Linked DNA regions of Homo sapiens: region 2 is linked to region 1. Evidence: chromatin loops called from intact Hi-C (ENCODE). Cell type or tissue: Caco-2. All regions are shown on one strand. Each heading gives the region's core, and the rest is flanking DNA. Links, peaks and the distances in the headings are about the cores only.

Evidence for each region. Hi-C counts contacts between places; a loop is a spot of excess contacts. Peaks named below come from ENCODE experiments on the same cell type or tissue, not always from the same donor. Only the 100,000 strongest peaks of a DNase experiment are listed, where the experiment ranks them.
Region 2: a loop joins it to region 1, with 3 times the contacts of the local background. A loop is called at or near these places in 1 of 110 quality-filtered maps.

The regions. Positions count from the first base shown.
Region 1 is chr6:55,314,938-55,325,769 of GRCh38, forward strand. No RefSeq gene overlaps it. Among named protein-coding and RNA genes, the nearest start is that of GFRAL, 7.1 kb to the right of the region's middle. In Caco-2, for the core only: no CTCF peak of the experiment used is centred there; DNase peaks (open chromatin) are centred at 5,204 and 5,544.
Region 2 is chr6:55,384,669-55,395,500 of GRCh38, forward strand. All of the region lies in intron 6 of GFRAL (GDNF family receptor alpha like), which reads left to right. Among named protein-coding and RNA genes, the nearest start is that of GFRAL, 63 kb to the left of the region's middle. In Caco-2, for the core only: no CTCF peak of the experiment used is centred there; no DNase peak of the experiment used is centred there.

The DNA of each region.
Region 1 (10,832 bases), core at 2,867-7,866:
TGTGTGTGTGTGTGTGTTTGTGTGTATGTGTGTGTGCATCAACTAACCATAGTCATGTGGGTTTATTTCTGGGCTTTCTATCATGTTCCATTGATTACTTCTAAGTGAATGAGTGTGTGTGTGTGTGTGTGTGTGTGTGTTTAAGATACTGTTGTAATTTTAAAATTTCTTTCTCAGGTTGTATGTTGTTAGTGTACAGAAATAATATTAATTTTGTAAGTTGATTTTGTATTCTGCAAATTCACTAAATTTGTTAATTTGTTTTAACAATTTTTTGGGTGTAGTCTTACAGGGTTTTCTATATATAAGATCATGTCATCAGTAAACAATTTCATTTATTCTTTTCCTATTTGGATGCTTTTTATTCTTACCCAATTGTTTTGACTAGGACCTCCAGTACTATGTTGAACATAATTGATGAAAGCAGACATCCTTGTCTTGCTCCTGATCCAAAAGCCTTTAACTTTTCACCACTGAGTATGATGTTCACTGTAGGCTTGTTATATATGGTCTTTGTTGTGCTGAGAAACATTCCTTCTATAACTGATTTTCAAAAGTTTATCATGAAAGGATGTTAAATTATTTCAAATGTTTTTTCTTCATCTATTGAGGTGATTATATTGTTTTTATTCTTCATTCTGTTACTATGGTGAATCATATTTTTAATTGTTTTTTACTTGCATAAATTTATTTTGTGATAGGTAGAAAAGCACATCTGCAGACCTAGAAGCAGAGTGAATCTAAAAAATATTATTTATAATTATTATGAGTACACAATAGGTATATATTTTCATGGGGTACATTCAATGTTCTGATACAGGCATATGATGTGTAATAATCACATCAGGGTATTTGGAGTATTCATTACCTCAAGCATTTATCATTTCTTTGTGTTAGGGAATTTCAGTTTCATTCTTCTAGTTATTTAAAATATACAATGAATTATTATTGACTGTAGTCACCCTGTTGTGCTATCAAATAGTATGTCTTATTCATTTTATTTAACTATATTTTTGCACCCATTAACAATCCCCACTTGATTTGAATATGGTAAGCCATTCTTGCATCCTAGGAATAAATTCCATTTGACCATGGTGAATGATCCTTTTAATGTACTGTTGAATATAGTTTTTGGTATTTTGTTGAGGATTTTTGCATCCATGTTCATCAGCGATATTGGCCTGTAATTTGCTTTTCCGGTAGTTTCTTGTTTTTTTATTATACTTTAAGTTTTAGGGTACATGTGCACAACGTGCAGGTTAGTTACATATATATACATGTGCCATATTGGTGTGCTGCACCCATTAACTCATCATTTAACATTATGGAAAATCTCCTAATGCTATCCCTCCCCGCTCCCCCCACCCCACAACAGGCCCCGGTGTGTGATGTTCGCCTTCCTGTGTCCATGTGTTCTCATTGTTCAATTCCCACCTATGAGTGAAAACACACGGTGTTTCTTAGTCTGGCTTTGGTCTCAGGCTAATGTTGGCCTTACAAAATGATTGTGGAAATATTTCCTTCTCTTCAATTTTTTGAAGAAGTTTGAAAATAATTATTACCAGTTCTTCTATAAATGTTGGGTAGAATTCATTTATGAAAATATCTTTTCCTGGGTTTTCCTTGATGGCGGACTTTTCATTACTGATTTAATTTCCTTGCTCATTACTGTTCCATTTATATTCCTCATGATTTGATCTTGGAAGGTTATGTATCGAAGCCTTTATCTATTTCCTCTCCATCGTCCAATTTGTTTGCATGCAATTGTTCGTAGTGGTCTCATAAGATCCTTTGTATTTTTGTACTATCAATTGTGATATCTTTTTTCATTTCTGCTTTAGTTTACTTGAACCACCTGTATTTTCTCGTGGTTAATTTAGCTAAGGATTGTCAATTTTGTTTGTCTTTTTGGAAGACCAACGCTTAGCTTTACTGATCTCTTGTATTGTTTTTCTAATTTCTATTTCATTGATTTTTGCTCTGAAATGTTTCCTTTCTTCCACTAACTTTAGGCTTAGATTGTTCTTCTTTTACTAATTCATTGAGGAGTAACATTAAGTTGTTTATTTAAGATCTCTCTCTCCTTCTCTCACTCTCTCTTTTGATGTAGGCATTTAGTGTTACAAACTTTCCTCTTAGAACTGCTTTTGCTGAATCCTGTAAGTTTTAATATGTTGTTTCCATTTTCATTTTTCTCTAAATATTTTTAAAATTAATTTTTGAATTTCCTCTTTGACTCAATAGTTTTTCAGGAGCATGTTGTTTAATTTGCATATACTTGTTAATTTTTCTTGGTTTCTCCTGTTATTGATCTATAGCTTTATATCATTGTGATTGAGAAAGATACTTGATATAATGTTGATCTTCTGACACTTGTTAAGATGTTTTGTGGTCTATCAATTGATTTATCCTAGTGAATGTTACATGTATACTTGAGAAAAATGTATATTTTGTTGCTGTTGGATGAAATGTTCTGTATAGGTCTATTAACTCCATTGGTATACGTATAGTTCAAGTCATATTTTGTTATTAAAAATTTTTTGTCTAGATAATAGTTCTGTTGTTGGAAGTGGGATATTAAAATTATTTACTATTATTGTGCTGCATTTATGTCTCTTTTCAGAACTCTTAATCTTTGATTTATATATTTAGGTGCTTCAGTGTTGGGTGCATATATATTTACAATTGTTATATTATCTTGATGCACTGATCTTTTTATTATAATATACTGACCTTCTTTATCTCTTTTTACAGTTTTTTTTAACCTAAAGTTTATTTGGTGTGAAATAAGTATAGCCACCCCTGCTCTGTTTTATTTGCCTGGAATATCATTTTCCATCACTTCATTTTCAACCTGTAAGTTTCCTTTAAGGTAAGGTGAGTCTTCTGTAGGCCCATATAGTTGGATCTTGTTTGGTATGTATCATGGTACTGTATGCCTTTTGACTACAGAATCTAATCCATTAAACTTTAAAGTAATTATTGATAGATGAGAGGTTGCTACTTCCATTTTATTGTTTTCAAGTTGTTTTCTAGATCCTACATTTTTTTTCTTATATCTTGCTTTCTTTACTTGTGATTTGATTGCTTTTTGCAGGGATATATTTTGAATTTTTTAAAATATTTTGTGTATCTATTATAGGCTCATGCTTTGTGGTTACATAAATCATCTTATACCTATAACAAGCTATGCCAAGTTGATAACAACTTAAGTTTGATCACTTACACAAAGGCTACACTTTTACTCTCCTCCTTCTAAATTTTATGTTTTTGATGTCATTCTTTACATCTTTTTATAATATGCATACTTAACAAACTACTGTAGCTGTAGTTGCTTTTAAGAATTTTGCCTTTTAACCCTTATACTAGAGAAATCCTTGATTTGTTCACCATCATTACAATATTAGAATGTTTTGGAATTGAAAAATGCCATTAATTTTACCAGTGCGTTTTATACTTTCATATGTTTTCATGTTTCTATTTTGAATCCTTTTCCTTCAGCTTGAAGAACTCCCTTTAGCATTTCTTATAACGCAGGTCTAATGGTGAGAAACTCAGCCTTTGTTACTCTGAGAAAGTCTTTAACATCCCTCATTATTTAAAGACAGGTTTGCTAGGTATACTATTCTTGATTGGCAGGTTTTTTTCTTTTAGAATTTTGAATATATTATCCCACTCCCTTGAGCTTTCAAGGTTAATGCTGAGAAATTTGCTGATAGTTTTATCAGGGTTCTCTTATATGTGACAATTCAATTCTCCCTTGCTGCTTTCCATACTCTAAGTTTTGACAGTTTTGTTATGATGTGCCTTGGTGTGAGTTTCTTTTCCTTTTTTAAATTTTAGATTCAGAGGGTACATGTGCAGATTTGCTGCAAGGACATATTGTGTGGCGTTGGGCTTCTGTTGATCCCACCACTCAAGTGGTGAACATAGTATCTAGTAGGAAGTTTTTTGTTTTTTTGTTTTTTTTTTAGCTCTTAGACCCTTCTTTTTCCCTTTTTGGAAGATGCAGTGTCAATTGTTTCTATATTTATGTCTGTGTGTACCCAATATTTAGTTCCTACTTATGTGAAAGAACATGCAATATTTGGTTTTCTGTTTCCGTGTTAATTTGCATAGGATAATATTTTCCAGTAGTCTGTCCATGTTGCTGAAAAAGACATGAGTTTGTTCTTTTTTATGGCTTCACAGTATTTCATGATGTATATGTACTTGGTGTGGATTTATCCGGATTCATTTTATTTGGTATTCTTTGGGATTCCTGTATCTGGCTTTCTATTTTCTTCCCCAGTACTGGGAAATTTTCTGCCATTATTTTTTGAATATGTTCTGTGCTTGTCTCTCTCTCCTCCTTCTGAACACCTATAATGTATATATTGCTCTGATTGAGGGTGTCAGTATGTCTCTTAAGATGTGTTCATTCTTTTTCATTCTTTTTCCTTTTTGCTGCTTAGATTGGATGATTTCCAGTGACTTGTCTTTGAGTTCATTGATATTTTCTTCTGCTTAATCTCATTTGTGGGTGAACCTTTCTGTCAATTTTTTCAGTTTAGTTTAATATTCCTCAGCTCTAAGATTTGATTGATACTTTCATATACTTTCTCTTTGTTAAAGTTCTCTGTTTTTGCATTTCTCTCTGGACCTTAGTGACAGTCTTTATAATCATTATTTTAAATTCTCTATTGGGTAAATTACATCTCTTCTATTCACTTGGGTCAATTTCTGAACATTTATTTTGCTCTTTATTTGGAATATATATTTCTTGTTTCTTTAGTTTCCTTGACTCTGTGTTGTTTACTGCACATTAGATAAGACAGCTGCCTTTCCCAGTCTTATCAAACAGGACCTGTGTAGAAGAAAAATATCACTAGTCCATTTGACAAAAAATTTTAATGTGCCTCTCAAAGCTTTGTTTGTCCAGGCCACTGTTTCTGTTATTGGTGGCTCCCAGGAGATTGGGATATGCCATGTCCTATCAATACTCTGTGAACTATAAGATAGAGGCCAGACTTTCAAAATGTAGCCAGAAAAATGTCAAGTATTAGATGTGTGGTCCAGTTCCTTCTATCCTCATGTTGAAATTGGGTGCAGGTGTTACTTCTCCACTCTCTCTGCATGAAGCCAGGGAGAGGTACTATGGAAACTGCCTGTATTTGTGTTCAGGCCACACTTTTTGATTCTGGGAAGATAGCTTTGGGAGTGGGGCCACTGTTTGTCTACATCTTTGTTATCTGTGATCTAGAGTAAGTTAGGAATGCAAAGCTCCACCACTCCCAAGCTTAGGCTGTTAAGAATTCAGTCCTTTGGGTGGGAGCTGTAGAAGTTGTGACACTTAATTGTGAACAAACTCTTTTCAAGAAGAATAGGTAGGCTATAAAATAATAGAAGAAATGAATAGAGCTATAGAAGTTGTGACACTTGGTATGTGAACAAACTCCTTTTAGGAAAAATAGGCTGGGGACAAGCCAAGTTCTGCTTAGTCTACCTGAGAGCTACTATTAGTCTGTCTTGTTAGCTCCCTGATGCAAGCTGGAGGTTAAGCTATGTAGTTGTCACTGGATGAGTGTGCAGTAAGCTGCTAGAGAAAAAAAAAAAAAGGAGCTGTGCATTCTAGCCCCTGTTCTCCACTGCTCCCAAGAGATATAGTTCCTGGAAGAGTTTGCATGCCTGTTTAAAACCACCTCTTTGTTCTGTGATCTAGGGAGACTTGTATATGCCTAGTCTCTTCTGCTCTTAGAGCCAGGAGTTTTGGGATATAGTATTTCTGGTAAATGCTGTAAAAGGGCATTTTGTGGGTGAACACACTCCTTCCAGGGAGAATTGGGAGAGCTGGGATTATTGCTGAGTTGAGCTGGAGGAAGTCTCAGGAAGTGTTAAGCTGCTGCTCAGGCTGTTAGAGAGCTACTTTTTGCTTGCCCCTTTAACTCTCAGATGCGTTAGTTAGAAACCAGACTGTCAAGTAGCCGCTAGGGGAGTATGCTGTAAACCTCTTCCAGGGAGAACCAGGTAGTGGTATTTTTGAGTCCTGTCTCTGTACTAATTCTACTAATTCACAGTGTTAAAGCACCTGAAAAAGTGCTTGCACACACATATAAAACTGCCACTGTTTTCCTGTGGTCTAAATAAACTTGTGTATGTCTAATTCTCTCTAACTCCCAGAGTTGGTGAATTAAGAGCCAAACTGTTGGGCATCTTATAATTGGGGTGCCATATGTAAGGTCCCAATCCTCTCCACAGGGAGAATCTGAGTGTTAGTGATTCCAGTTATATGGTGAAGTACCTGGAAGGGGTCCATGCTCAAGTATGCCTCAGATTTGTCTACCCATTTGAAGTGCATGTTTGGGTTTTTATTTTGCTTTTGATGTGTTTTTTTTTGTCTTTTTTTTTGAGACAGAGTCTCATTCTGTTGTAAAGGCTAGAGTGCAGTGGCACAATCTTGGCTCACTGCAGCCTCTGCCTCCCTGGTTCAAGTGATTCTCCTGCCTCAGCCTCCCGAGTAGCTGTGACTACAGATGCGTACCACCATTCCCAGCTAATTTTTGTATTTTTGGTAGAGACAGGGTTTCATCATGTTATCCAGGCTGGTCTCAAACTCCTGGACTCAAATAATCCACCAGCCTTGGCCTCCCAAAGTGCTGGGATTAAAGGCATGAGCCACTGCGCCCGGCCATGCATGTTTTCTTTCTTGCCTGGTAGGCAGGAATCTCTCAACTTATTTCTGACTTTCTCTCACAGGGAATTAATTGAGATGTTCATTCTGTGCATTTGTGAGTATTGGGAGTGCCAGGAGCTTCCTATTCTGCCATGTTGCTGACATCAGTCTAAGGAAAACAGTTTAAAGAAAGTTCATCAAAAAGTAACAGTAGACACATCTGGGTGTCTTAAATATGAATACATTTCTTTCTTTCTTTCTTTCTTTCTTTCTTTCTTTCTTTCTTTCCTTCTTTTCTTTCTTCCTTTCCTTCTCTTTATTTCTTTCCTTCTTTTTCTTTCTTTCTTTTTTTTTTTTTTTTTTTTTTTTGGAATTTTGCTCTTGTCGCCCAGGCTGGAGTGCAATGGCACAATCTCGGCTCACTGCGACCTCCGCCTCCTGGGTTCAAGTGATTCTCCTGCCTCAGCCTCCCGAGTAGCTGGGGTTACAGGCATGTGCCACCATGCCCCGCTACCTGCTAATTTTTGTATTTTTAGTAGAGACAGGGTTTCACCATGTTGGCCAGGCTGGTCTCAAACTCCTGAGCTCAGGTGAGCCACCTGCCTTGGCCTCCCAGAGTGCTGGGATTACAGGCGTGAGCCACTGCACCTGGCTACTTTTATTTCTTATATTTTTCAAATGCTATATATATAAGTATCAAAACTTTACAATGTAAAAACTATTTTGAAAAGGAAAAGATCATTATAACAGTTATAGATCTGTTTTCAGTAGCCTTAGCAACTTATTAACAATCCTTTTATGTTCCTGTCGGACATCTCCCCCCATGGAATGTCCAAAGCCCCTTTCCAATGCACCATTGAGAGAACTGGCCTTACAAAATTGCCCTATCTGGAATTCAGCAGGACCATACACTACCCCCATTCAGTCGTCTCTCTGAAAGACAATGTTGGCAGTGTCTGGCCACAATTCAAAGGTTACTATCTCCTATTTTTAAAAAAAGGACTAGAACATATAAATTTGAATACAAATGTATAATGTTTTGAGGTGATCTGGTAAGATGTTGGTCTTCCTTCATTTAGTAATAACCTCGCTGGATCAACAGGTACATAACATCTTTTCACGGTGATAATTGGAATGTGCACTAGACTCTAGCAGTTACATAAAATGGGAAACAGAGAGTAGCAAACGAGTTATAAGGAATTTAAAGGCGTTATGAATGCTTTTTAATAGTTGGTCTTAACTATGGTCTTAGAGATGTAATAAATTTCTGAAAATCAGACCCAACTAATAGAGTAACACGACCATCACCAAAACACAACCATGGAGACTTACTCAATTTTAGCTGAAAGGGGATAGCACTGTCTCAGCCAAATTGGACTGATATGATTGAGTATATTAATTTACCCAAAAAAGAAAGAAAATGACATATACCTCCTTATCATGAAGAGGGCTACATGGGGTTTATTCTAACCTGATGCCATTAAATATTCAGGTTATATAGAATGAATTATGGAACTAATCCTCTTTAAATATTTTCACCCACCAATTTTATGTTAGCATACCTACATTAAGATACTGGCTAGCATTTAGCTTTTTTTATAAGTAAATAAATTGGCAATATCATTAACACTTCCATCAATATCATTGTTTAAAGCATAAATAATAAATGAGTCCATTCTTTATTTCCTACTAGACTGAGGGCCAGAACTTAATAATAATCCTCTAAGGCAATCTTATTTTTTGGAGCTGTTTTAGTTCTCTTGAAGACAGGCAGCGTATCTTCCCAAATGATGACATGAGCCAAAGGAATGGCTGTTTAATTAAAATTTTTAACTTCATCAATGGATTGAATGATTTTGTATAAAGAGTATTGAACTGTGAGTCTTGTGCCTTGATAAATGGTGACAACCAACACCAAGTAACGCAAAACAAAAGTAAGAATTCATTCCTCCTTCTCAACCCGCCCACCATCTCAAATGGTTGCCAGATCCTGTAAATTTTAAATTCTGAAATTTCTTGGACCTACCATTTTCTCTGCATCATTACTACTTTTAGTTCAGCCCTTGTCATTCTCCCCTAAACTACTGACATAGCTTTGTGACAGGCAATTTACCTTGTTTCCAAACCATCTTCCATAGCATTGCATAAGCAATTTTTCAAAACCCAACCAGGTTACTCTGTTCTGGAACTCACCAAAAGCCTCTCTTTCTTCTGTTAAACTCTAGTCTTCTTGGTAAAGCATAAAAGGCCACCCATAATTAGCACTTATCTTTTCCTCTTCATCCACTGAGTCTCAGTAACGTTAGTCCATCTGAACTCCGCAGAACAAACCTCAGAGTCTTGGCTCCTTGTGGTTTCTCAGCTTCTCCCAGTTTTGGCGGCCTTGTCCCTCCATGCCTGGCCACATCTCATCAGGTTGTGAGTGAGGAGCTTGATGGGCAAGTTATGGTGAGGTGATTAAGTATACCTAATTATTATTATTTTTTTTGGTGAGGTCTTCCAATAAAAAAAGCAAGAGTTTTTTTGTTGTTGTTGTTTAATTTCTCCAAAAATTACTGCTTCATGTCTGCTTTTATTACTTGGCATCTTAGAACTCTGTTTACAGGTCTTTTAGCCAAGAAACTCATGACCATATGTATGTATTCTTTTCAGAATGTCAATTTTAGGTTGGCTAGAGCTGAACAGACTCCTCCAGACAGTAGCATGCTACAAAAGTTTTAAGTAGACAAATATAGTGGTAATGCAAAGGTGATTGGAGGAAGTCGAATGTCACTGAACAAAAGCTTTAAACAACTTTATGTTCCAAAAAGAAGTGCCCTTGAATATGAAGTTTTTTTCACTGATTTATCATAGAGTTTTATTTAACAATTTTTCTTTTTTCGCTTTTATATGTAGCTTAATTTGCATTCTAGTTTATCCAATTCATGCAACTAGTGTCTGTCCCTCATTTTTGTTTTTGTAGAGTCTTTGATACAAAAGTCTTTTAGTAAATATTACATGTCTTTTGCCAAGGTGTGAGGTCTAGTGCATTTAACTGTCATGAGAATGATACGTTAGCTAAAACAAAATTTATCAAAAAGCAATTACATAAATTTAGGGAATTTTGAATGGGAATTTCAGAGCCTTTGGGATGCTTCAGTAGCAGCTGTGAATGTGCTGGCAAAGCCCAATAAGTAGAGCTGAGGACTACTCATGAAAATTCCCACCGGAGCAGCTGTACTTTCTTCTGTTTCATTTATATATTACAACATTTTACTTGAAATGTAGAATACATTTTAAAATTAGGCACACATTATAATTAGAAACTATCAAAATTGATAATTCTATTTCTACAATGTTCTGATTCAATAGCAGCTTTCATTTAAATAATCGAGAGTATTATTTTCGTAGACATTAAATTTGGGTTTATGAATTTGAGGTTCTATAATTTGCTTGGGGTAAAATTGTGTTATCTTTTTACTAAACTCATTGAAATTCAGTACTTCCTGTGCTATCTTTGTCACTAATAGAAGTTACAGATATTTTTATATAACATTTTATTAGTGGAAGTTCTTTCAAATTAGGATCTGTGATAATCACTACACTGAAACAACAATATTTTTAGACTCACTTAGATCTTGATATTTCCTTCTGCAATGAGGAAGCATATGTATTACTTTATCACAAATTTAAAACATATTTTGACAAGTATATTTTAACATACTTAATTTCCTTTATGATCTTTAAAATTTTTTTTTGCCATGAAAATATTATCCTGAGAAGGAGTCTATACACAAAGAGGACTGATGGCTCAATGAACAGGCATTCAGTGGTAACACAGCTGATATTATTTTGTGTTGGATAAACAGCTATATGACCACAGGTGCTTTCTATACCTATAAGTTATAGACCGAAGCAGCTGTACTTGTCTGGCAAAGATTAGCACCATTCACAGGGTCTTATATTCAGGTTCTGTGGATCACTGCACTCTAGAAAGTCATAACTATATCGCCTTCCTTGAACAGAAAATTATGTTATTCTCTTCCTTTGTTTCATAAGTTTATTTTCCTTGTGGTTGCTCTTCTTAAACTCAGCACTTAGATACATTACTAAGCATGTGGTTTTTGCTGCCCCAAGATCCCTTCAGCTGCTTCTTCTAATACCATAATTTTCCTTCGTGATGCACACCTTCTGCACCATC
Region 2 (10,832 bases), core at 2,420-7,419, 69 kb after region 1:
CAGCTGGATAAGGTTAGTTGTTTAACATCTAAGTCAAACCTGAACATATTTGAGTAAGTCATATTTTCCACAGTAACTTTTGCAACTTTAGAGGTTCTTTGGTCATGGCAGTTGGAATTTGCATCAGAACTTCGCAAATAGGAAAATCTCCCTTAAGTTCACTCTAGATTTTCCTAGATTTCTCCAAAAAGCAGCAAAAAAAAAAAAAAAAGTCAGACTCAGCTACGGAGTTAGCCTATGAGGAATGCTCCAACCTTGCTGATGGTATACTTGGGACTATCCTGGAAAGCATCAGTCTTTAGAATAGAGGTGGAGCCTATAGATGAGATCCACCTGTGCAATTAGCTTTACATTTGCTGTCACTTCTGATGGAAAGCACTAAGACAATCAGGTGTTTCCCTTTGAGCACACTACTACCTTCCTCAAAGAAACTACAGAAATAGTGAATGACTAATGACCAGAAGCATATCAAGAAAACATTACATTAATATTAATAGTATAAGAATCTGGACAAAGTCTTGAAAATAATTATCCCATTTGACCAGCTGTAAAGAATCTTCTCATGGATCTGCTTGCCACTTTATCTCCACATTGTAAAATGATGACATGGAGAAAACTGAAGCTATAAAAGATGTATCTTAAAAATGGAGATTTAATAAACATCTAAAGATACTGCTGTTGAAGCTACATTCTGACTACTAATGCTAGCTGACTTGTCTTTCGTTTGCTCGAGCTGCTGAGACCTAATTGACTGCTATGTGTCAGACATTGTTCTATTCATTTTATGTGGCTTAACTAATTTAATTTTTACAAGCAATATGTGAAGTAGGTGCTCTTTCTTTTACCCAAAAGAAAACAGAGGCGACTAAAAATTAGTAACTTGTCCAAGTCACAAAAAAAGACAATAGAGCCAGAATTTAAACATAGCTGTTTTTGGCACCAGAAGCTGTGATTTTATTCACCATAATATACTGCTCTCGTCTAATGATATAAATCTTATAATTGTCAATTGATTATAAATGTTACATTTCACAGGGAACACAGGAATATAATAAGAGACTATTTAAAAAGTTTGTTTGATGAGAGGCAATTTGTTGCAATATAAAGAAGAGCCTAAGAAGCCAGTTCTATCCCTACCTCCACCAGGTTGTGTAGAGGAAATTAGTTATCTTCTCCCTAGAGCTCAGGTTTCTCACATATTAAATTCTAGTAAAGATTTCAAAGAAATAGATGATCTCTGATATTAGATGTGTTCTGATAGTCTTGGATTAGGTAACTGAGGCTAAGTTCAGGGCCATTTAAGCAAACTCCAGACTGTGTATGTGGCCCCCTCTGGAGTGACTATTTATTTAATATTAAAAAGACAAGTAGCCCACCAATAACTTTCCTTTCCTAATACTATACTAAAATTTTAAGAAAGCCTGTATTATTTCTTTCTTTGCCCTTGAAAAAAGTACTTATTCTTTCAGAGAGCTAAATTGAGATTTGGGATAAAAGAGTTTTCTCTAGTTCCAGATTACCTTTTATTGCTTTGTTTTAAAAATTCTAAATAGCTAATAATGTGTCCATATTCAATAAACAATCATAATAAGGCACGTTTCTTTGCTTCTAGTACTTACGTGTTTGACTCTATAAAACTGCATATTTTTTTAGCAAGGAACACAATAATTTTCACCTAAGGGACATTCAAAAATATGATGTGGAACTTTTGTCATCTACAAATCCAGTATGTTGGTCATTATTTGCCACTTTGACCAGGCACTATTGTAAAAGTGTGTGAGTTTAAGTGAATGCGTGTCTGTTGGCTATGTTTTTGTAAGTATATGTGTATAGGGAATCTTTATCTGTTTTAATTTGGGCAACTTAAAATTAGATTACTGAGAGAGACCCAGCTTCCCCTCATCTCTCTCAAGATTTGACTAAGAGAGGCATCATATCTGGCTGCAACTTCTACCTTTGTTGGCTAAGATTTCAACCAGATACTCTAAGGAATTATCTGGAAGATTTTATCTTAGGACCTTTCAAAATTCAAAATTCCCTCAAGAGAAGAGACATGGAGGAGTAGTTCCTAAAGATGCAGCCCATTCCAGTGGAGACAAATGCTGGCTTTAGTTTCACCACTAGGTTTACTTGCACTCAAAAATTCCCAATAAAATCCAGCTGGTTTAAATTTTGTCTGCAGACCTGAAACACTGCATATTTGGCTAAGGCTTCCTATTTTGCAGTAAATGCTTCACAGGGCTATAATCTGGAAATACTGAAGTGTACAAACCCTCAACAGAAACAACAGGAGAACGGCTGTCTTCTACCTTCATTTTCTCCTAACTCTACTCTAAAGGCATAGGTGTTGTTAAGGAAGGGGAAAAATCCTTCATTGAACATGAAATGTTGTATGAATCATCATTTGACTACCTTTGTTGTTTGCTCAAAGCCAAAACATAAAGATTAAAGAGTTGCCATTGATGAGTGAGACAATTCACATTTTGGCATTACTAGAGAAGAAAGGAGCATTTAAGATCATGGAGGGAAATAAAACAACAAAACAATACTGTTGCAATTTGAACAATAACAGCCTTCAGTACATGAAATCATAGTATTATCTTTTCCATTTTCCACCCTTATATTTTCATTGGCTTCATACAATCCTCTTGTTGCCTATAATTGGGGATAGGGTTAGTGCCAAAGCTGCATAAAACAAGCAGCCTTTCCTTTATACTTTCTTTGCATCGTGATTGTGTATGTGAAGTCATAAAAATCATTTATTATGAGCATGTGTATTCTTGGCTTAAAGAGCCAAGTATTCTTGTGACAACAATATAATAGCATCAGATGTATTGCCATAAAACACCATATGTGGGCACTTAATAGTTACTGCCCTGGCACCTACATGCTGGGATATCATCTTAAAGAGGGACTCTTTAGAAAAAAAGAATGTTTGGTACTTAGACAAATAAAGCTCCTTGGATGAGATAGGTGAGCAATGAGTAGACATTTGTGAAGAATCCATTGATGATGGCAACGGTTCGTCTTCCATTAGTATCAGATTTTCTCAACCCATCTGCTGGAGTTCTTTTCATGGGTCCAAGAAAATCCTTTACAACATTGCAAACATCAATAAATATCTCTCAGGCTAAAAGTTGCAAGAATGTTTTAATGTCATATTTACAGCTAATAAGCTATAAAATGAGAACAACGTAATTTTCATTCTGTGCAACCATTACTCTTTGGAAAGCATTTATTTAGGGTATGTTGTACAAATCATTAGTAAACAAATTAGTTCTCAAACTAGATAAAAGAATGTAGAATGGATGAAAGCCACTGCATGGCACATGTGAGCCCTTGGTGGTGTTTCGAGCCTCTGTGACAGACACTGCTCCCCACTGTCTCTGTCCTTTCTTCTAGCAATGATTTCCCTTGGTTGCTGCTGAAGCTAGAGACTAAGCTTTCCCAAGCATCAATGCACTTCAAGTTTGCCATAACTCTGGGACTGATGTTCTACTTCTGCATTAGCACCTGAGTCAGGTGGCCAGACATTAACTGTAGACACATGCTAGTGTCTTTCAAAAAAAACTCAGTTGCAAAGGAGGCCAGAGTCCACTAGTTCCTGAGTGCATGTCTGCTTTAGTTAGGAGTGAAGGCGATCTGAAACAAGAAAAGCCACATAACTCTGTTTGCTGAGTTTTCTCAGAGGGCGACTCATCTTAGTGATACACTGCTGTGCGTCACTGGTGTCTGTGTAGGAAGATGCTACTCTTGATGTTTTGAGTTTCCAGGCCAGACATGATTCAATCCCTGAATCTCTATTCACTAGCTCTTTCTAGTATAACAGACAGTCTAAAACTTACAATGGTATTTTGTTGAAAGAACATATGGTAGCTATTACATTGAAAATGTACACTAAGCATATGTCTACAACCCTAATAGCTACTTCCAACACTTCTACACAACTGCTTCGACTCAGTCAATTTCTTTCACTGTTCTTTGGCCCAAACTGCCATTCCAGCACCCCTACCCTAAAATGGAAATATTATTCCTTTTAATTGCTTTTGTTATTTTAATACTGCCAGGTAGCTGAAAGGGAACTTTTGAGGTGGTAACATCTCTTACTGATCCAAATATGTTTTTCTTCAGTTGGTAAAACTGGCTTAGCAGTTACCGTCATTATGTCTGGTTCTTCTCTACCAGCTTATTTTTAAAGGAGTTTTCGTAAGAAACATAACTCCCCAACCTCTCCCTCTTCCTGTTCTTCCCCCAGCTCCCCTCACTAATTAAGTATTTCATTTCCACTAGCCCATTATAATGTTGTTTATGATCTGATTTCTCTTTCTCTTTTTCATTTCCAAAATCATGAGTTTTCCCCTTTCTACCAATGGTCTACATCCTGACTGTATAGATATATGCTTTACATGTTTTTGTTTTATTATTTTAAAAATTTTATGTTAAGTTCAGGGGTACATGTGCAGATTTGTTATACAGGTAGACTTATGTCATGGGGGTTTGTTATACAGATTATTTCATCACCCAGGTATTAAGCCTAGTACCCATTAGTTATTTTTCCTGATCCTCTCTCTCCTTTCACCCTCCACTCTTCAAAAGGTCCCAGCCAGCATGTGTTGTTCCCTCTATGTGTCTGACCATATATTGAAAGGGTATAGAAAAGTATTTGAAATTATGAAAGCCTAGTACTTATCTCTACTTTTCCCTTGCCCTATTAAATCAAAACGTACAGCAATAGAACCCAGAAATCTCTCATTGCTCCATAGGTAATACTAATGTGTAACCACTAGCAAAACATAATTTCTTACTTTAAAAAAAATAGCTCCTGTTGTATGTTTACCCTCTGCAAGTTACCTTACATGCCTTGCCTCATTTAATCCTCACAAAAAAACAGTAAATATTATTATCCTAAAATTTTCTAGGATAGAAAACTGGAGCATCAATGAGTCAGAAAAAAGAAGGAAAAACAAAAGTACAAATTTTAGAGCAAGGTCTTCAATCCATGATTGGAAGTCAAAGGCTGACCCCTTTCTACTATGCTACACTACTCCTCACTCCACTCTATTATCTATGTTTACTAGTATTTTTATTTCTAATTCTCATTATGTATTTGTGTGTATATGTAAAGTGACAAATCAGCTGGAAAATCCACATTTACAAAAGGTGCTAATACCTCATATGGTAATGCAGTACTGTAAGATGTTTATGAATAAAAGGAATGTGGCCCTGACTGACGTGGAATAATTTAAATCTCAGTAGAGATAATGATGCTGCATCCCATACTTACTTTTGAGAATATGGTGGACTTTAAAATAACACTGCTGCATAATAAATAAGGAGTGACTGCAATTAATGCATACCTCACTGCCTAAGGTTTCCCAAAAGAGAAGGGAAAGCCTTCCTATTTCCAAGGTGGGAATGTTCTTCAACGCTCTCCTGACCTTTCTCCAGTTTCCTCCTTTCTCACCTTTCTTTAAACCCTTTTCACTTTTTCTTCTCTTTTCACCTGCAAGTCTATTGACAGGTAAGTGAGAGAAGAGAAAAGAAAAAGCTAGTATTTATTAAGCACCTGCAATCTGTCAAAAATTTTCATTAGTGGTATATTATAACCCCCCTGAATTAGCTTTTGCTATGTTATACACTAACATGCAATTGTCAAATTTCAGTGGCATACAAAAACAAAGATTGATTTCTAGGTCATGCCACATGTAGGCAGCTGGGTTCTGCTTCCCATTTCTAGACTCAGGCTGAAGGCACAGTTGCCATTGGGAACATGCCATTTTTATGGAAAAGATAAAAACAAGCAACAAGATCACTCTTAAATATCTGCATGAATATAATATATGTCCTTTCTTTCTTACATTTTTGACAAATGCAAGTCAAAGTGAGCCCAATATCAGTGGAGTAGTAAATATTGACCTCCCATAGAAAGTAGTGCTCTAGGCCAGGCGTGGTGGCTCACACCTGTAATCCCAGCACTTTGGGAGACCAAGGCGGGCGGATCACGAGGTCAGCAGTTTGAGACCAGCCTGACCAACATGGTGAAACCCCGTCTCTACTAAAAATACAAAAATCAGCCAGGCATGGTGGCGAGCGCCTGTAATCCCAGCTACTCAGGAGGCTGAGGCAGGAGAATCACTTGAACCTGGGAGGCAGAGATTGCAGTGAGCCAAGATCGCGCCATTGCACTCCAGCCTCGGCGACAGAGCGAGACTCCATCTCACACACATACACACACACACACACACACACACACACACACACACACAAGTAGTGGTCTAACTCACAGGGCATTGGATGGTGCATGCATATATTTTTACAGCAAAATAGAAGTGAATCTTTATAAAAAAATATAATCTATCGCAATACCCTTTTTATATAGGGGAAACATGAGGCTCAGAGGTTAAATTAACTGTCCAAGAGTAGTGCATCTAGTGGACGACTCATTTAAGATTGTAGTCAAGTTTTTTCTAATTCTACAGCCACTGTTCTTGGATTTGCATAGCCAAGTTGAAGAGAGGGGAGACAGACTTAGTTCTCTCTTCTATTATTTTTTAATCTTTCATTCCAAATATTTTCTAAAACATCACGTCACCTTAAGGATCTAGGAATAATCTTTGATTTAATCCTCTTCATTTTTTCATATTAAATAAAACTCTACATTGTCTAATGCTTAATAATGATACAATTTTTTGAGCACTTAACTTGTGCCAAACACTATTTCAAACTCTCTTCACATACTGTTTTATTTAATTTTGAACCATAAGTTTTGTGGTAGGCATCATATCACTTTAAAGACAAAGGGCTACACATAGTGGCTCATCCATGTAATCCTAGAGCTTTGGGAGGCCAAGGTAAGAGGATTGCTTGAGGCCGGGAGTTTGAGGCCAGCCTGGGCAATAATAGCAAGGCCTTGTCTCTAGAAAAAATAAAAATTAGTAGGGCATGGTGACATGCCCCTGTAGTCCTAGCTACTCAGGAGGCTGAGACAGGAGGATTGCTTGAGCCCAGGAGTTCAAAGTTGCAGTGAAGTATGATTGTGTAACCTGGGCAACAAAGCAAGAACTTATCTCAATAAAAAAGGATAAAAACATTGAGGAAAAAATCTCAATAACTTGCCTAAAATGACTGACTGGGAGTGAAGTAGAGCTGGTTTTTAATCCATATCTGATGTTAACACTTGTGCTTCTATGCTCTGCATCATTCTGCTTTCTAATGAAAATCTCTGTTTTAAATATATCCTACACTTCTCTCTTCTCGTCTCCAGCTTCTATTGCCTATGTTTAGTTTTTATCTTGTTAAGCCTAAATTTCTGCTGTTGCTTTCTAGTTAGATTTCACTCATGAAACCAACCTATATACCAAGACTAGACTAATTCTTAAACTCTGCCTTGATCACTTTTGTGTGCAGAAGACATTCATTGCTCTCCCTTCTTCCTACTTTCATCCTTCCCTCATATAAACTCCTTCATCTGATTTCCAAGGACACCCAGAGTGCAAATTATTCTTATTTCCCACTAGTCCTCAAAGTGTACCATTTACCTGGTTGTCCCTTATTGATTCAACCTTGCTTTATTTACATTTTTCCCCTTACTGGAAACTAGATCAAGAACTTTACGGGAGCAAGGTCATGCATCATTTTATGAATATCTCTCCATATTGATTGTCATTATGCTAGCTTTGAAGTAGGAAGTAATTACTTACATAGGTAACCTTTACTTGGGTCCAAATATGGTGCTTTTCATCACATTGTTATGTGGACATTTACAGGTAACTAGGAATAAATGATCCATGAATTCATTTCTGGTTCTGCTGTAATGGGTCTCCTGAATAGACAGCAGATTCTAAATTCTCCATATCTCATGGGGACATGTTGGGAAATTGAAGAATGCCAGATTAACTGGCAGCAAAAGTGGGATTGATGTTGCATCACATCGCCCTCTCTAAGCAACAATAAGAATAGCACTTGAAAGGTCAGGCATCTTTCAAACCTCAGGGTGAAAAGTTTGCTTGAACACATGGACAAATAGAGGGGAACAACACACTTGGGGGCCTGCTAGAGGGTGGAGGGTGGGAGGAGGGAGAGGATTAAAAAAATAACTAATGGATACTAGGTTTAATACCTGGGCGATAAAATAATTTGCACAACAAACTTCCATGACACAAGTTCACCTATGTAACAAACCTACACATGTACCCTTGAACTTAAAAATTAAACAAAATAGAATAACATAATATAAAATAAATAACTGAAAAAGAAAAAAGGAAAGAAAAATTTGCTTGGCTCCCAGAAAAACATATGAAGAGAAATTGTCGTACATAGCGTTTGCATATACGTGTGTCTAGTAGAGGTAAGGATTATAAATTAGTACTTACATTTATCAACACACAATGTTTTCAGTGTGGTGTTCTCTTGCCTTCCATTGACTAAGCAAAAATAAAGATCCTCAATGAACATCTTATGCCTGCACACATTTTATAAATCCTTGCCATTTAATCACATATATCCATGTTTTCCAATTTGTTTTCCTGGATTCTAAAATATATCCCCTGGAGAAAGTAAATTTAGGTAATGTATGCCACTATATTATGTCAAAAAAACTGAAAATTACTTGCAACTAAAATGCATATATTACATCTAACCCAAAATTTTCTAAAGTCATTTACTTATGGGATCTTTTGTTTGCCTAACCCATAAAAGTATTCTGTAGAACCAGTGTTTTATGGAACATAATTCTAAAAACTCTGCCTCTTCTAAAAAAGACGTTGAATTTACTGTGTCCCCTTGAAAATAGAGAATGACAGATGGTTCTACTTGAGTAAAATGGCCTGAGAAAATCTTTCCCAGAAGGTGGTCTTTAGGCAGACACCTGAAGAAAGAGAAGGAGTCTGTTCTAGGAAGAGGCAATAGCAAGGGTTGAGTGCTCCAGCAGTAAAGAAAATGTTTAATGTGTTTGGCAAACTAAAAGGAAGTAAGAGAAAGAGGAAGGAAGGAAAAGAGGCAAGGGGGGAGGAAAGAAGCCTCTTGGTGGCTGGAATGAAATGGGCAAAGACGAGATTTAATATACCAAAGAGATTGCTAGAGTTTAGATCATGTGGGACTTCCTAGACATGATAGAGGCTTTAGGATTTCATTTAAGTTCAGTGAGAGGCTATTTAAAGATTTGAAGTAGGGGAAATTAATGATTTCATTTGGATGTTTAATAGATAATCCTGATTGCTTTCCTTGTAGTCAGGCAGAAGTGAAAACAGGAAAAAAGTTGAGATTACTGGGGGTATTTATTGAAGCACCTATGCTGGAATATGATGATCACTTTAGCTAGTTCAGTGCAGTTTGCAATGAGGAAGAATAAAGATACCTATTTATGTAAAATCAACAAGACAAACTGGCTAATGGGATATACGATTGAAAGAAGGGAAAAAATCTAGGATAATTTCCAGATTACCTGAATAATATAGATGGGCCATTTCATTTACTGAGATGAGAAACACAGTGAGAGAAGTAAGTATAGTAAGAGGAAACCTACATTTAGTTTAGAACTTGTTAAATATGAGATGGTTATAAGATATGCAAGCAAAAATATCAAGAAGGTAGCTTGAAATGAATCTGTAGTTTACTTAAAATCATTGGAAAACTGAGATCACTCAGTAAGATTATTAGGTTTCTTCTTACTTAAGGGGAGGGGCAGGACTGAATCTTATTAAAGGGAAGGGCCAGGACTGAACTCCAGCCTTTAGAAGTTGAAGACAGCAGAAGAAGCCAGTGAAGAAGAATATTTGAAATGACCAAGTAGGCCTTAGCTGATCTTGAAATAATAATTTCAGTGGACTAGTGAAGCAAAAACCTGTTTGGAAATGTAAAGTGAAATGGGTTGAGGATCAGAGACAATTATCAAGACAACTATTTCAAGACATTTGGCTATTGAAGGATAGTCAGAAAAGGTGGAAGGTAGTTGTCATATTGACAGTTTAATGCAGTAGTGTGGGATCTTTTCAAGATGGCTTGAAAATGTACTAATGAGAAAGGAGGGAGAACTAGAGGTAACAAAATGGTTCCTGAGTCGTCAGCTTTTAAGTGGTCTTTGGGTAATGACTGCAAAGACATCAAATCTGGTGTATTTTCACACCACATTCAACAATACTGAAAAATTACACGTGGATCACTTTTTAAAAAATCTCCACTGTCTATTAATAGTAAATGCTCACTAAATACTTTTTGAGGAAAGATAGGAATGAGAGAAGGAGGAGAAGGAGGAGAGAAAGAAAAATGAGAAAAGGAGCCAAAAAGAAATCCCATATTTTATCCTTGTTTTCCCTTCTACTCTCACTACAATTGTGCATTCTTTCTGATGGAGGTTCCCCATTTCATAACTCAGTAACATATAAAACTTTCTGGATTGTCTCATCATTCGAAATGACTGTGAACACTCTCCAAAAGAGTGTTCTCTTTCTTTTATTTTTTCCTAACTCTCCCCTGTTGTTTTCAATCAGCCTATGGAAAAAAAAAAAAAATATATATATATATATATAAGCCAGCTAGGTAAAATTTTACACATTTTCCAAAGGGTAGCCATAAGTGAGTTATTCAATGTCAAATGAAGACATCAAAACCTGTCTGGACAATCAGTGGTAATGTCATTTATATATTTTTTCATTGAAAGTATTCCATACACTGAAACCTCCACATATGAAATATAAAGTCTTGAAATTTATAAATTATAGTACAAACTATTTTCATTATCTTTCATTTGTCTTATTTATTACAAACTTGCCTAGTGCTTGTGTAATATAATTCAAGGTAAAAATTACTGTTCAATTTTGTGAACTTATTTTTTT